Linked DNA regions of Mus musculus: region 2 is linked to region 1. The links are chromatin contacts, found by POLR2A ChIA-PET in ENCODE. All regions are on one chromosome and are shown on one strand. Each heading gives the region's core, a stretch centred on a gene start or an enhancer-like site at or near the end of the contact. The rest is flanking DNA. Distances are from core to core; before and after follow the strand shown.

The links. ChIA-PET counts read pairs that join two places held with the same protein, here RNA polymerase II (POLR2A).
Region 2: POLR2A ChIA-PET joins it to region 1 with 11 read pairs in embryonic stem cell. The contact joins the promoter of Ap3d1 here to the enhancer-like site in region 1. POLR2A ChIA-PET finds 5 or more read pairs at or near these places in 3 of 5 experiments (Patski and embryonic stem cell).

Annotation. Positions count from the first base shown.
Region 1 is chr10:80,613,449-80,621,404 of GRCm38, reverse strand. It overlaps Gm31298 (a long non-coding RNA gene), which reads left to right. Exons shown (of 3, transcript XR_871877.3): 2 at 5,408-5,505. Scamp4 (secretory carrier membrane protein 4) reads right to left here. Exons shown (of 7, transcript NM_019575.4): 7 at 5,622-6,801. The coding sequence ends at 6,622. Among named protein-coding and RNA genes, the nearest start is that of Gm31298, 5.3 kb to the left of the region's middle. Within about 2 kb of position 3,109, at least 1 of the 3 ENCODE cell types and tissues checked has a DNase peak (open chromatin) inside an H3K27ac peak, as active enhancers do.
Region 2 is chr10:80,738,971-80,746,926 of GRCm38, reverse strand. It overlaps Ap3d1 (adaptor-related protein complex 3, delta 1 subunit), which reads left to right and starts at 4,652. Exons shown (of 31, transcript NM_007460.2): 1 at 4,652-5,031. The coding sequence starts at 4,936.

The DNA of each region.
Region 1 (7,956 bases), core at 1,860-4,359:
TGTTGAAGGCGACAAATCTAGTTATAAATCCTCAGTCTCCGAGACTAAAAACGATGAACTATCCAGGGACTCCTCAGACCTGGGGGAGGGGAGCCCAAGTGTCAGATGATGGCATGGGTGGTGAAGTCCCAGAGAATAAATTGCTTTGGCCAGGTAGCCCCTGGAAAGGCCAGACCCCATCTTCTCCCTCATCACTTAGGGCTTAGAAGAAAAATAAAAAGCAAGGGGTGATTATGGTATCCACCGGGAAAGCTGAATGTGAAGCTTTTAAGTAGCTGAGCACACCTCCAGAAGTTGCTGGCTGTAGAGAAGTCCAACTGCAGCCTCTTTTCCCTTTCTTGCTACAACATGATTCTCTCCTGAGCTGTGGTGTGATGGTGTGTGTCTCCTCTCAAGTCTGTGTTCCGGGAGTCAGAGCAGGAGTGTGCACACGGTACTCAACCGATGTGCAATGACTGCTTGAATGAATCAGTTAATGAACACAGTCTCACAGATGTTGGAGAAGTCAAACTTTTCGTTCTGCAGACATCATGACCTTACTTTATCCCCCTACTCTTCAGGAACTCCTCCTTGGATGGGCGGGTTGGTAACTTACGTCTTCAAACCAGCGAGTGGCTGTGGAGCTGAAAGTATACAGGAGTTGAGGCCGGGATTAGAGCCGGTCCAGGCAGTAACAACACATGTGACTGTAGACCAATCGCCCTCTCTGGTCCTCAACTGTCTTCCTCTAACTTTAAGTTAATGGCAAGACCTGTGGGTACATGGTGGGAATCCAAGAGTAAATGAAACACTGCGAGCTATCTTCCCAACTAGGTACAAGAGACTGTTCTTGGCAGGGCAGTCCCTGCAGAACTTGGACCAGCCCCAGGTTGCCTGCTGCAGGCTGGGGAGTCTCGGTTTCCCTCATTTAAGACTCCCTTCTATGTTCCGATATAGACACTGAAGGTTTCGAGAAAGACTATGGATTCATCTAACAACACCCTGTTCCCATGCTTCTAAGTGGCGGATACTACGACCTCCCAATGTCAGCTGTAGTGGGGTGGAGTGTCCTCAAACCATTTCAGGGCTGCAGCTAAGGGAGTGGTATGAGCTCAAGTGGGGTGGGGAAGGAGCAAGATGGGTGAAACCACAGTTCTTGCTTTTGTGAAGCAGTGAGGGCCAGTGGGGTAACAGGGAGAAAGAAGGGGACACCTGAAGGAGGAGCTTTTGCAGTACCCAGCTCCTGGACCTCAGGACCACCCAACCTACCTTATTGGCCCAACACAATCCAATCAGATCCTCCCCTGGGATAATTTAGCCTGACCCCTTTGCCCACTCTGATTGGCCAACCCTGAGCGGATGATCCTCCCCTGACAACCATGAGGTTGTCCGGAATCCACATCTAGTCAAGTTGGAGCCCATAGACTGTAATCTCACACTGACTAGCCTGGGCTACAGAGGCCGCGTCACAAAGTCTTTTAAATGGCAGAAAGAGCCAGTGAAGTCAGCTGGAACTATTCCTGCTTATGTGCAGCTTCGATCAGGCTGCTGGCTCAGTTGCTTCTCTGAAATGCTGGCGTTTTCTCCCGTTCTTCCTGCACCTACACTGTTTGCTTGGGCTTGAGTTTGTTTTGATTGGCACTGTGCAGGTCCACATTGGCCTGAGACACACTTTCTGTGGCCCAGGGTGAGGTTTAGTTTGTGACAATTCACCAATCAGGTGTTGGGCAACAGCTGATACACAGTCATTCTCAGCAGATATTAGAATATTTTAAGATTTTATTTTGTATGTGGGGTGTGTATGTACACTTGCATGTGCCACAGCACACGTTAAGGTAATGGAGCTCATCTCCCTCTGCCTTGTGTAGGGTTTGAGTATTGAGCTCAGGTCATCCCAGCAAGCCAAGAAGTTTTTGTTTGCTTGGTGACTGTGTGTGTGTGTGTGTATACAGGATTCCACTGTGTAGTCCAGACTGACCTGACACTTTCTATGTAGTCCTGGACTCACAGAGATCCTCCTGTCTTAGCCTCCCATGTACTAGAAATAAAAGTTTGTGTGCACCACCAAGAATATATTATTTATTTATTTATTTATTTATTTATTTTTGGGTTTTTTGAGACAGGGTTTCTCTGTGTAGCCCTGGCTTTCCTAGGACTCATTTGTAGACCAGACTGGCCTTGAACTCAGAAGTCCGCCTGCCTCTGCCTCCCCAACTGCTGGGATTAAAGGCTGCACCACCACTGCCCAAGATTTTTTTATGTTTATTTTTTTTCCTTTTTTTTTTGAGACAGGGTTTCTCTGTATAGCCCTGGCTGTCCTGGAACTCACTCTGTAGACCAGGCTGGCCTCGAACTCAGAAATCCGCCTGCCTCTGCCTCCCGAGTGCTGGGATTAAAAGCATGAGCCACCATGCCTGGCTTGCTTATTTTTATTTCATGTGTATTGGTGTTTTGCCTGTGTACATGTCTGTGTAAAGGTGTTGGGTCCCCTGGGATTGGAGTTTCAGACAGTTGTTAGCTGTCCTGTGGTTGCTGGGAATTGAACCTGGGTCCTCTGGAAGAGCAGCCAGTGCAGAGCTCTCTCCAGACTCCAAGATTTTTTATTTTTTTATTTATTTATTGGTTTTTTTGAGACAGGGTTTCTCTGTATAGCCCTGGCTGACCTGGAATTCACTCTGTAGACCAGGCTGGCCTCGAACTCAGAAATCTGCCTGCCTCTGCCTCCTGAGTGCTGGGATTAAAGGTGTGAGCCACCACGCCCGGCCTTTTTTTTTTTTTTTTTAAATCAGAATCTCATGGTCTCAAACCTTGTATGTAGCAGAGTGTGACCTAGAACTCCTAATCTCCTGAGAATGTGTGCTAGGTGAGTAGGACCCGCTGAGCCCCCACCCAGACACCAGGGTAGAAAGCTCCCGCAGACCAGGTGACTTCATCACTTGCTTGTAAGTGGAGCTCTTGGTAGTTGGAGGAAGCAGAGAGAGCTCAGCTTGACAACATCCTGTCCCGAGCAAAAGGCACAGGATGCTGAGCGAGCAGATGACAGCTGCCCTCACCCTGCACTGATATTCTCGGAGACTCCGGTTACAAACGGCTTCCTCCCTCAGAGTGGCAGGATGCCCAGCTCCCCACCCCATCCCAACCATGGTAGTTTCCCTCTAAGGGGACAGGATAGTCTGGGTCATCCAGCAAGAACCGGCCTTGGAAGACTCAATGCCGTTTTTTTCTTGATGTTGCACCTGGAGCTAGAGCCCAAGCTAATTCCCAGGGATGCGTGTGGGAGCCATAGGCACTGCCCTGCCAGAGTTCACTTTGTTTTGGGGTGTGCCTGCACAAAGTCCTGGGCCTCAGCCTCATGTCTAAAAAGTGGAATTGGAATTGAGCTGCCATGTGCTTTCCTTTGGATGCCACTTGACTTGATCTTCCCTATACGTAGGAGGGAGGCCATCACTGACATACTGACTTAATTATTGATGCCTGACCTGTACGCAGAGTGGAAGAGGGCATCACTGACTGTGAGATTAACTGCTAATCTTTGCCCTGTGCAAAGAATGGAGGAAGATATTTGTCCATCAGTTGATTTGTGATGCCCACCCTGCCCATAGAATGGAAGACATTGGCTGGCAGATTGCTTGCTTAATTCTGTCCTATGCAAAGCATGGAGGAAATCATTCATTCATCAATTGATTGGTGATGTCGGCCCAGAGATTGTTAGAATGAGTGGTTGATTGGTAATGTCTGCTTTGGAGGGAAGAGACAAGTATGTTTTATCTACTTACCATCCTGAGAAAAGGTGGACTCTGGCAAGGAACCCTCCCCAATCCCCCAGATTCTGACAACAGTGTTTCTATATATAACTTTCCTCTATTTCCCCATTTTAAAGCATTCCAGTGCGTTCTAAAGATTAGAGGAACCGTCCTAAATGAAAACTCCAGGGAGAAACTTCCAAATCTCTTCCCGAGTTGAGATGAACATGTTCTGCACTGTGTCCCTAGCATCCTGTCCAGCCAGCAGATGAGGTAACAAGGACACCAGAAAGAGATGTGACTGGAATGCACCAATAAAGAACAGCTCAGTGCAGAGTGCTCCAATATACCTGTTATCCCAGCATGTAGACAGCTGAGGCAAAAGTGGAGCAGTGGCACTTGAAAGGCAAAGGCAGAAGGACTTCTGTGAATTCAAGGCCAGCCTAGTTTACAGAGTGAGTTTCAGAAGAGGCAGGGCTACACAGAGAAACCCTATCTTGACGTCCAGTACCCCCCAAAAAAAGGTGGATGCAAGACAATCAATAGTTCAAGGCCAGCCTGTGCTACAGGAGGCCTTGTTTTAAAAAAGCAAACCATCATGCCTGGTGGCACACGCCTTTAATCCCAGCACTTGGGAGGCAGAGGCAGGTGGATTTCTGAGTTCGAGGCCAGCCTGGTCTGCAGAGTGAGTTCCAGGACAGCCAGGGCTACACAGAGAAACCCTGTCTCGAAAAACCAAAAAACAAACAAACAAACAAACAAACAAACAAAAAGCAAACCAACCAACCAACAAAAAACTAGAGAAGATTAAAAAGAAGGCAGAGACTGGGTCACAGTGTGGGATTGTATTAGGGACTTTGGGGACAGGGCAGTGTGGGAGGCCAGTGTGAATGGAGCAAAGAGGGACCTGCGCCATTGTTCCAGGAAGGGCAGTACTCAGGAGAGGACAACGGGCCACTTGGTCTGAGAAGTCCATAGTGTCCCTTGGTAGCTGAAGGCAGAGTGTCACCATAACCATGGAGAGAGGATGGGTTACTATCCCTGATCCTGCAGCAACTGTCACTCCTATGTGTGGTAATGGGTTGTGTGTGACACAAGCTTACAGGGGCCAGGTAGTGGTGGCACACGCCTTTAATCCCAGCACTTGGGAGGCAGAGGCAGGTGGATCTGAGTTTGAGGACAGCCAGGGCTATACAGAGAAACCCTGTCTCAAAAAAGCAAAACCAAAACCAAAACAAAACAAGCTTACAGTAAGCTGGTGCCCTGTGGCAAGCTTGTCTCCATTCTGTGGAAGAACACAGAGGGCAAAGAACAAAGAGGGATGGCCCCAAAGTGGCCACTTTGTAGGCAGTCCATTCCTGCCTGCTTCCAGTGACACATGGCAGCTAGCAACCCTTGTCCTTATAGACACATCGCCCCATCTCCCTGTCTGTGGTTGTCCTCACAGCAGGCACCTGTCTGCTTCTCTGCTTTTTAATGGCACCAGGCAATTGGGTGTCTAGGACTACCCTAGCAGCAGGTTCAGTAAATCTCTGCAAAGACCCCATTTCCATGGGTGCTCCCATGAGCACCTGCCTTTTCTGAAGGCTTCTTGAGACAGAGCCCCATGTAGCCTAGGCTTTGAACTTGTTATGTAGTCTTATTTTCTGGGCGTGTGTATGTCACTACATATGCTTTGCATGCAGGTAAACAGCAGAACATGGTGGGGTTTGCCTACAACCCCAGCCCTGGGCAGACAGAGGCAGGAGGATCCTTGGAGCTCACCGGCCCCTTTCAATTTCAGGTCAGTGGGAGATGGTCTCAAAGGAGCAAGGTGTGTGGCAACAGAGAGCAGCAGTGATGTTGACCTCTAGGCTCCGCCCTGTGCATGCTTTCCCATCCACAGATAAAGGCCCTGCTGCAGAAAGAGAATTTATTTCCAGAATATTCTCACATAACAAAACCAACTATGGCGTGTGGGTGCACATACCCAGGGGTGAACAGGGAAGAGCCGCAGGTGGCTGTAGGGTGTTACCCATGGCGGGCACTTGACTCCATCTCCATGACACGATGGGGTAGAGGGCAGGTGCCCCAACAGTTTGGCATGATACTGGCACACAGGCCTGTGGGGAGGCCTGGTGACTTGGCTGGTAACATCGGGTCACAAGGAAGAATATTGAGTCCAATGTCATCAGAGGTGCTGTGGACACTCCAAAACTCAGATTGGCTCTTCTGGCAAGGCCACAGCTACCCCGGGAAGGCAGAGGGTGTGGGGAGAAGTACAGGTCTCTCTAAGGCACAGATCTGTCCCAGCAGTCCTGTGGCTGGGGGTATGGCCTGCCAGGTAGCAGAGCCTGTTCCTCTCCCACCAGTTGCCCACAGAGAGGGAGGGGGTCTCCCGGCAGCCAGAGCACCCTCAACCAAGTGGATCAGGGTCTGCAAGTGGGCAAAGGCCTATTCAGGATCCTGGGTGGTGGAGGGGACAGCAGGTTGTCACTGTCACAAGGGATGGGACAAGGAAGTAGCAGGGTCCAGAGGAGCACAGGTATAGTGGATGGCAGAACAGAGGATTCAGGCACAGCCACCATGCTCCTGACTGTCCACTCACACCCATCTACACAAGCGCTCAGAGTTTGGCTTTATACATCTCAGCAACACAAAGGACAGGCGCTTGGAGGTTGAGGCCTCTCCTTGCACAGGCTGAGGGTTTCTACCCTCTTAACAGGTGGGAGCAGGGCAAATCCAGCCAGGCTCTGGTAGGATGGCAGTGGACAATGGTTGTTGGGCAGTGCTTGCTGAGGGCTTGGGCAAGAGATGAACATGGGCCAAGGACCTCCTGGGACCCTTGAGAGATGCTCAGACCTCAGGACCGAGGGTGGTAACAGGAGACAGAGCCATGGTGCTGGGGCCAGGCAGCCGCCTAAGGCCAGTGGCCTCCGCTGGACGAGTAGCTGGGGACAGTGGGGTACTCAGGCAGGCTGTTCCCAGAGAAACTGTTAAACTGGGCCTCCCTCGATGGTGGGTTCCTCCAGGTACCAGCGCTCCACTCTGTCTGTGCCTTCTGGAGGCTTCCACCAGCCCCACGGTAGATCCTGTGCACCTGGCAGGGGCAAGGATATAGAAGAGGAAGTCAGTGTACTGGCAGGGACAGGGACCCACTGTGAACTGAGTGACAATGCAGGGTAGTGCAGGACCTGGTGCCAAATCTCCACACTGCCACCCGCCTCCATAGCCCACAGGACACCCAATTCAACAAGCAGGCATGTGCCACCCCACTGTGCCATCTCATTATCACGCATTTATGCATGCACATGTGTTTGTGTGACCTGTGACTGTGTTTTTACAGCCCCCGAGGGAGACAGTAGTGGTGGTGCAGGGTAGGCAGGTGTGCTGAGACACAGTAGACCAGCAGTGTGAGGCAACTCTGGGGTAAACAGATGCTGTTTTTGTTTCTTTTTTAAAAAAGCTGGGGTATGACAGTAGTGTCACACACCTTTAACCTTTTGCTCAGGAGGCAGGAGGATCTCTGAATTTGAGGCCAGCTTGGTCTACAGAGTGTTTCAGAACAGACAGACCTACATAGTGAGACCCTGTCTCAGAATAAAATAAATGAAAACCCAGGCATGGTAGTGCACCTTGAATCCTCAAGTGGGAGCCAGAGGCAGGTGGACCTTTGTGAGTTCAAGGTCATCCAAGGCTAAACCATGAGGCTAGGGCTGGGATAGAGCTCACTGTGGAAAGCACGAGTCCTGGGTTCCATCCTCCCCGGCACCACACAAGCCAGGAGCAGTGACACAGCTGTCACCCTAGCACTCCAGAGTCAGAGGTAGGAGAATCAGGAGTTCAAAGTCATCTTTTGCTACCCAGTGAGTTAGAGACCCGGCTGGGCTACATGAGACCCTGCCTCCCAATTTAAAAAAAAAAAAAAAAAAAAAAAAAAATCAAACGAAACCTGCAGAGGCCCTGAAGCCAGACTGGCCCAGTTCACCTTCCCAGGCCTGCCTAGCCCAGCATGGCCACGTGCAGCCTCTCATCCACGTTTGGGGCCCATCCTCTTAAGAATTCTTCACCTGTGTTCCTGTGTACCCTGTGTTCCTGGGCTAGCCTGGGATGTGGAGTGGCTCTGTAAAGGGGGCCACCTGCCACCTCTAGCTTCACAGGGCAGCTCTGGCACCTGGACAGTGTGATCTCCAGTGCCAGACAGGGTTGCTACTGTAAGGATGCCATGTGCCATCTTGGATTCCCTCTGTCAGCA
Region 2 (7,956 bases), core at 3,403-5,902, 120 kb before region 1:
TCAACAACTCAATGTAAGGTGAACCAAGACATGTGTGTCATTAGCCAAGGATAGCAAGGCAGAGCAAAGCAAATCAATGCTTGAGCCCCACTGGCTGTGGGGTCATATTTATACTCCTTTATCATCCATTCTTTCATGTGTCTGCTATAGCAAAACATCCCCTCACCTGTGAGCCCCAGCAAACCATCATTTGACATAACTAACTTTCCACAGAAACCAGAAGTTTCTGCTTCCTTTGGGTGGAACCCAAGACTACTGACTGCTGGGCATACCCTCTGCATTCCACAGTGTGTCTCTATGTAGCTGAGGCTGACCTAAGTTATTATGTACCAGGCTGGCCTCAAATCCACTGAGACCCCTTGCCTCTGCCTCCCAGGGCAGATGACAGGCCCGGGTCATCATACCTGACTTAATTTAGTCTCATGTAGTTCAGGCTGGCCTTAAATTCACCTTGCAGCCCAAATAAAACCCAAGCTTCCGATCCTCCTGTCTGCATCTCTTCAGTGTGGATGGCAGGTTAACGTTTTCACCTGGCCTTTCTTATTTTGTCTGTTGTGTGTTGCAGTCTCTGATCTTCTTGCCTTGGCCTCCTGAGCCACCACACCCCCATGCTCACCTGACTGAGACACTGTCTCTTTGTTGAGCACTGTGCCCTGAAACTCAGTATGTCAATCAGGCTGGGACCTCAGTGGTCCTTTGCCTAGCTAAAATGTATAAAATACTACTTAAAATTTTTACCTTTTATTTATTTGTTTATTTATTTAATTTTCTGTGTGTAGGTGTTTTGCCGGCACGTATATCCACATCTCCGTGTTCTCCTGTTGGCTGTGGAAGCCAGAAGAGGGCTTGGATCCCCTGGAATTGCAGTCACACAGTTGTGAACCTCCACTGGGATCTGGAAATTGACTCTGGATCCTCGTGCCAAGTGCCATCAAGCACAGGGATTTTATGTGCACTATGGTGTGTAATTCCTCACGGAGGCCAGCAAAGGGAGTTTAATTTCCTGGAACTGGCGTTAATATGAGGCTGTGAGTCTACTGCTCTGGCTGGCATTGGTGATCAAACTTCACTCTTCTGCAAAAGCTGTCCTGTTTTTTTTTTTTAAAGGTTTATTTATTTATTATATGTAAGTACACTGTAGCTGTCTTCAGACATTCCAGAAGAAGGCGCCAGATCTCATTACAGATGGTTGTGAGCCACCATGTGGTTGTTGGGATTTGAACTCAGGTCCTTCAGAAGAGCAGTCAGTGCTCTTAACTGCTGAGCCATCTCTCCAGCCCCCTGTCCTGGTTCTTATAACCATTGTGGAGTTACTCCAGCCCCTATTGGTACTTATTTATTTATTTATTTATTTATTTATTTATTTATTTATTCAAGACAGGGTTTCTCTGTATAGCCCTGGCGGTCCTGGAACTCACTTTGTAGACCAGGCTGGCCTCGAACTCAGAAATCTGCCTGCCTCTGCCTCCCAAGTGCTGGGATTAAAGGCATGTACCATTACCGCCTGGCTGGTATTTACTTTTTAGATTTATTTATTATTTTATGTATGTGAGTACACTGTCCCTGTCTTCAGAAACACCAGAAGAGGGCATCAGATCCCACTACAGATGGTTGTGAGCCACCATGTGGTTGCTGGGAATTGAACTCAGGACCTCTGGAAGAGTAGATCTTAACTGCTGGGCCATCTCTCCAGCCCCTATTGATATTCATTCTTGTTATTTTTCATTTTCATGGCTGTTTAGGTGTACAGATATCTTGCCTGTGTATGTCTGTGGTGATTTGGATGAGAATGGCCCTCATATATGCCTATGTTTGAGTACCTGGCCCCTGCTTTCTGGGATTATTTGGGAAGGATTAGGAAGTGTAGCCTTGTTGGAGGAGGTCTGTCACACAGAGGAAGGGCTTTGAGGGTTCTCACAGCCTGCTGTGGTGGCGCACACCTTTAATCCCACTCAGGAGGCAGAGGCAGGTGGATCTCTGTGAATTTGAGGTCAGCGTGATCTACATAGTAAGTTCCAAGACAGCCAGGACTAAGCGACCTAGAGAGACCCTGTCTCAAAACAACAACAATGTCAACAACAACAACAACAACAAAACAAAGACTCTCACCATTCTGGTCTTTCTCTCTCTCTCTCTCTCTCTCTCTCTCTCTCTCTCTCTCTCTCTCTCTCTCCCCCCTTCTTGTTTGTAGCTCAGACATGAGCTCTCAGCTGTCCCTGTCCCTGTGCTGTGCTCTGCTTTCATGGACTCGAGCCTTCTGAAAAAACGGTTTCTTCTATAAGGTGCTTTAGTCATGGTGTTTGTCACAGAATTAAAAGCGTAATGAAGGTGATGTCCCCCGCCCCATGCATGCTTGCACCTGATGCCTGTAATGGTTTGAATGTGCTTGGCCCATGGGAAGTGGCACTGTTGGGAGGTGTGGCCCTGCTGGACTAGGCGTGACCTGGTAGGAAGTGTGTCACTCTGGGGGCGGGCTTTGAGGTCCTCTGCTCAAGCTCCACCCAGTGCAAAGAGAGCCTTTTCCTGGCTGCTTTGGGATCAAGATGTATGTAGTAAGTACTCTCAGCTCCTTCTCCAACACTGTCTGCCTGGATGCTGCCATGCTTCCCACCATGATGATAATGATCTAAACTGTAAACCAGCCCCTGTTAAATGTTGTCCTTATAAGAGTTGCCTTGGCCATGGTGTCTGTTCATAGAAATAAAAGACTAACTAAGATACTGCCTGAGGCAGCTGGCTAGGAATTCCCTGGAACTGGGTAGCATTACAGATGTTTTTGAGTGACCATGTGGGTGCTTGCAAATGAACCCAGGTTCTCTAGAAGAGCTTTAAAACTTAGTGTTCCTGCTGAATGTCCAGAAAGGGAAGTTCAGCCGGGTGTGGTGGCACATGCCTTTAATCCCAGCACTTGGGAGGCAGAGGCAGGCAGATTTCTGAGTTCGAGGCCAGCCTGGTCTACCAAGTGAGTTCCAGGACAGCCAGGGCTACACAGAGAAACCCTGACTCAAAAAACCAAAACCAACCAAACAAACAAAAGAAACAGGTAATCTATCTTCCATATTATTTTTGAAGTGCTGTTCAGCTAAACTGGCTAATTACCTATTCTCTACTCTTATACTCATAGTATAATTATTTAAACATGGGACCACATTCTTGGATCACATGATCCAGGGACTCGGACCTAACCTAAAATGAATGTCTTCTTTGATCATTAATTAGTCCCAAGCCAGGGGACTGGTGAGATGGCTCAGTGGGTAAGAGCACCCGACTGGTCTTCAGAAGGTCCGGAGTTCAAATCCCAGCAACCACATGGTGGCTCACAACCACCCATAATGAGATCTTATGCCCTCTTCTGGTACGTCTGAAGACAGCTACAGTGTACTTACATGTAATAAATAAGTAAATAAATAAATAAATAAAAGTGTTTGTGCACCAAAAAAAAAAAAATTAGTCCCAAGCCTATTTTGTCTTTCAAGTACAATTACATGCTTGTAACACACGAAAGCTCACTGTGTTCCTTATTTAACGTTTGCAGCCAAAGGAGGGGACACATTCTATGCTTAATGCTAACTTTACTATATCTTTCTGGCAAAACAATCTAAACCATCTCCTTAAACTTTCTTTTTTTTTTTTTAAGATGTATTTATTTATTATATGGAAATATATTGTAGCTGTCTTCAGACACTCCAGAAGAGGGAGTCAGATCTCCTTTACGGATGGTTGTGAGCCACCATGTGATTGCTGGGATTTGAACTCTGGACCTTCGGAAGAGCAGTCGGGTGCTCTTACCCACTGAGCCATCTCACCAGCCCCTCCTTAAACTTTCTATCACCTACCCTAACATCTTAAAACTATTTTAATCAAATAAGAAATTCTATAAAATCATTAATTCATCTATTTTATGAAAGTTCATCTTTATATTAATCTGCAGGAGACTTGCCCAATCGAGTGGGCTGTCTCCCAATAAGCAACCACAGCAGACTCTAGGCAGTGAGGGTCTCCTGGTGCCCATTCACATCGTACTAGATATGGGAGGCATATAACAATGAAAAACATGAGGAGGCACTGCAGCACCAAGAAGTAATCCAGAGACGAACGCCTCCGGGGGGCAGTGCCTCTCTAGGAACATGCATCACAGCTGTGCAAAACGGTGGACCATCTCCAGCAAAGTCACTTGCCCACCACAGTTTCTCCTGTATGGTGTCCACCATCCAAGCCTTGTGCTGGTTTTACAGACAGGGTTTCACAGGCCGGCCGGTTGGATTGCTGGTGTGATTGACTCCTGACACTGATTCCCAAGTCACCACTTAAATTCAGAAAAGGCTGGGCTGGATATATTTGGCCAGGACCTTGCAGAAAAAGCTCCACGTGGAGCTCCGCCCTCCTCTAGCCACGCCCACACCAGATAAGACCACGCCCACTGCTGTCATTTAGCGAGTGGGGAGACCTGCTCTCGATTTTCCCTTAGGGGCGTGGTTAGGACGTCTGTGGAGTTCTTGTTCACCAATGAGGCTGCAAGGCATTGCAGAGGAAGGGGTGGGCTGCTAGGCGTCAAAGGGTGGTGTCTGCTTTCCTATTGGGTGGCGTGTGGTTGTCAAGGAAACTGCAATGTGGGGCTGGGCTTTTCGGTGAGGCGGGGCTTCCGGGAGGCTGAGGCTCTCCGTCAGCTGACCCACCGCCATCTTGGCCGCCATTTGCAGCGGCCCTAAGCTGGGAAGGGTCTGTGGAAGCTGGGGGGGGCGGGCTTACTGGCTACCCCTTCTCCTCAGACTGCTCTCCGGCTACAGCCGTCGCTCTGGCCTCCACGGCGTCCCCTCCGCGGCGGCCGGAAACACAGCGGGGCGGTTGCCTGAGGTGCGGTCGCCGGGTCCCCGCACCTTCTAGGGCCGCGGCAGCGGCGTTTCCCTCGGAGGCCGCAGCCCACGGGCCGCCGCGATGGCCCTCAAGATGGTCAAGGGCAGTATCGACCGCATGTTCGATAAGAACCTGCAGGATCTGGTCCGCGGCATCCGCAACCACAAGGAGGACGAGGTGAGCCGGCGCGGAGCGGGGCTGCCGGGCTTTCCCCCCATTGCCTCTGGCCCGCCGTGGAGCCGTCTTCCTCGACCCCATCGCCTTTCCCGTCCTGCCTGTTCCAGAGCTGCGGCTCTGCACAGCCTCTCCTTCCCCTGGCCTCAGTTTACCCCCAGCAGCTTGAAACAGGCGCTGTCCAAAATGGCTCAGGTGTCTCGTCTGTTGTAACTAGGGGCCACTCCCTGAACCTCCAAATTGTCCACTTGGAGCAGTCCTTGCCCTAAAGGCCTCAGCGTTTTAGGTCTTGAAGTTGGATGCCACTGCTAGAGCCTGAGTTTACCTTCTTGAAGAAGACTTACTTAGGCAAAGGTTCCCCCACTTGAGCTAGTTTCTGGATCCCATATGGAGGAATCGGGGACCCTCACAGAAAAATCCTGTCATAGGTCTACGTGTCTCCCATGGAGAAATCCCCTTGTCAGGAAAGCACAGGCCCGGGTGGCTGTCTTGGGCTTCCTTGGGAACCCTGCCAGGTTTTCCTGCCCCAGATCCCCTGAACTATTAGTGTGTGCAGGACCTAGGGGCATCTTGGAATGGGGAAGCCTGACTTCAAAACTGGAAGCTCAAAGAAGGCAGAAGTCAGGGTGTGGAAGCGATTTTTCCAGAAGTTACACTGAGACTACAAGCGCTGCTTCCTTTCCTCCCCACAGCCTGTGACCTAGATTAAGGAAGAAGTGATAGAGTGACTACTTAGTGCCTGGCTCAGTGGAAAGACGCAGGCCTCCTCCTGGGCTGGAAGGCCATGCTGAAAGAGGGTGCCTGTCCCTAGCTGGGACAGTCATTTCTCTGTAGCCCTCTTCCCTTCTACCCTACCTGGTGTGGTTTGTACCCTCCCTGCTCTCCCTGGCTGTTACTTCAGTTGAAATAGCTGGTTGGCCTGCGTTTTGCTGGGTGTGGACTGCCCTATGTGATATTTCCTTTGTACTGTGGCCCTCTTTGCTCTCAAGAGGGCTTCCACATTCCCTTCTTGCCTTCCCGTACAGAGAATGTTCCCTGGGCAGCTGTTCTAGGACCCTGGGGACAGGTCACATTCTAGTTTGAGTACCTGAAACAGACTCTAGCTAGGGACATAACCTGGGCTGGCTCATGGTACTCCTGCCTCAGTCTTCTTAGTGTTGGGATTACTGATTTTAAGGTATGTGTGCCCAGGGCCTCAGGCCTCTGTTATGTTTTGCTCTTCACGTCCCCTACCTTCCCATCCCGCAAATCTCAAATCTTCATTGGGAATTGGTGTACATAGACTGTGAGTGTCCCACAGGTGTCTGTGGGGTAATGGTGGAGGTGCTTTTTAAAAATTGGTGTGTATTACATTTGATACTGAGTTTCATTGTACTGTCTTGCATGTAGTCTGCAGAAAGCTCTTTCAGTAGTGCAGAGCTAGGCAGGCACAGAAAGTCCTCCAAGCCCTCAGCTTCTATGTGGCTCCTGCTGCTGACTGCTCAGCCATTCTAAGATTTTGGTTGTGAGTCTACCTTTAACTGCTGAGCCATCTCTCCCACCATGGCTGGCCAGTCTGTACAAGACACACTGAGACCGCTTGGGTCCTCTGTCCCTCCTCAGGGACACCTTCAAGTTCCTGTGCATTGTTGGGCTCTTATGAAGGTGCGGTGTAGTGCAGAGCCTTCTGCCAACCTTATAGCACAAGTTGCAGTGACCATTCTCTGCTCTACACTCCGGTTGACTTAGGTCTCACTGTGTGACACTGGGAGTTGTAATAATCCTTCTGCCTTACAAGTACTTAAAAAATGCAGGGTGTGCACTCTGGAAGTTTTGTGGGGTTTTGGTTTGTTTTTGAGATGATCCTTTTTTAAAAACTGAAACAGGGTTTCTCTGTGTAGCCCTGGCTGTCCTGGAACTCACTCTGTAGACCAGGCTGGCCTTTAACTAAGAGATTTGCCTGCCTCTGCCTCCAGAGTGCTGGCATCAAAGGCATATGCCACCACTGCCCAGCTTGAGATGATCTTTTTTTTTTTAAAAAAAAATTTATTGCCAGGTGTGGTAGCACATGGCTGTGGATGGTGCAGAGCCTCAAGACAGTACAGGGAATTAAACCCAGGTCCTCTAGAAGATCAGCAAGACCTCTTCTGTTGTATCTCTGCAGCCCCTTTGAGCTGATGTTACTCTGTATCTTTGGCAGGCCAACAACTCACCCTGTAGATCAGTCTGGTCTTGAACTCACAGGCACTCAGCTGTCTCTGCTTCCCCAGTGCTGAGATTGTGGGTGTACAGTACCATGCCCAATGAATCTTTGTCTTTTTTTTTTTTTTGGTTTTTTCGAGACAGGGTTTCTCTGTATAGCCCTGGCTGTCCTGGAACTCACTTTGTAGCCCAGGCTGGCCTCGAACTCCGCCTGCCTCTGCCTCCCGAGTGCTGGGATTAAAGGTGTGCGCCACCACGCCTGGCTGAATCTTTATCTTTTTAGTAATAGTGTATCCATTTATATATATTAATTTTAAAAAAGACTTATTTATTTTATGTATGTGAGTACTGTTGCTCTCTTCAAACACACCAGAAGAGAGCATCCCATTACAGATGGTTGTGAGCCATCATGTGATTGCTGGGAATTGAACTCAGGAAGAGCAGACAGTGCTCTTAACTGCTGAGCCATGTCTCCAGCCTCCATATATATATTTTAAAGATTACTTTTTCTTATGTGTAGATTTGTGTATCTGTGTGTCCATTGTGTGTGTAGGTGCCTGCAGAGGCAGGTGAGGTCATTGGATCTCCTGGAGCTGGAGTTAGAGGTAGTTGTGAGCCGCTGAACATGGGTGCTGTGAATCCAACTTAGGTCCTCTGAAAGAACAGCAAGCTCTGTTAATTGCTGAACCATCTCTTCATCTCCACCCTTTAATTTTTACCACGTTTCACTGTCTGACTTCAGAGCCT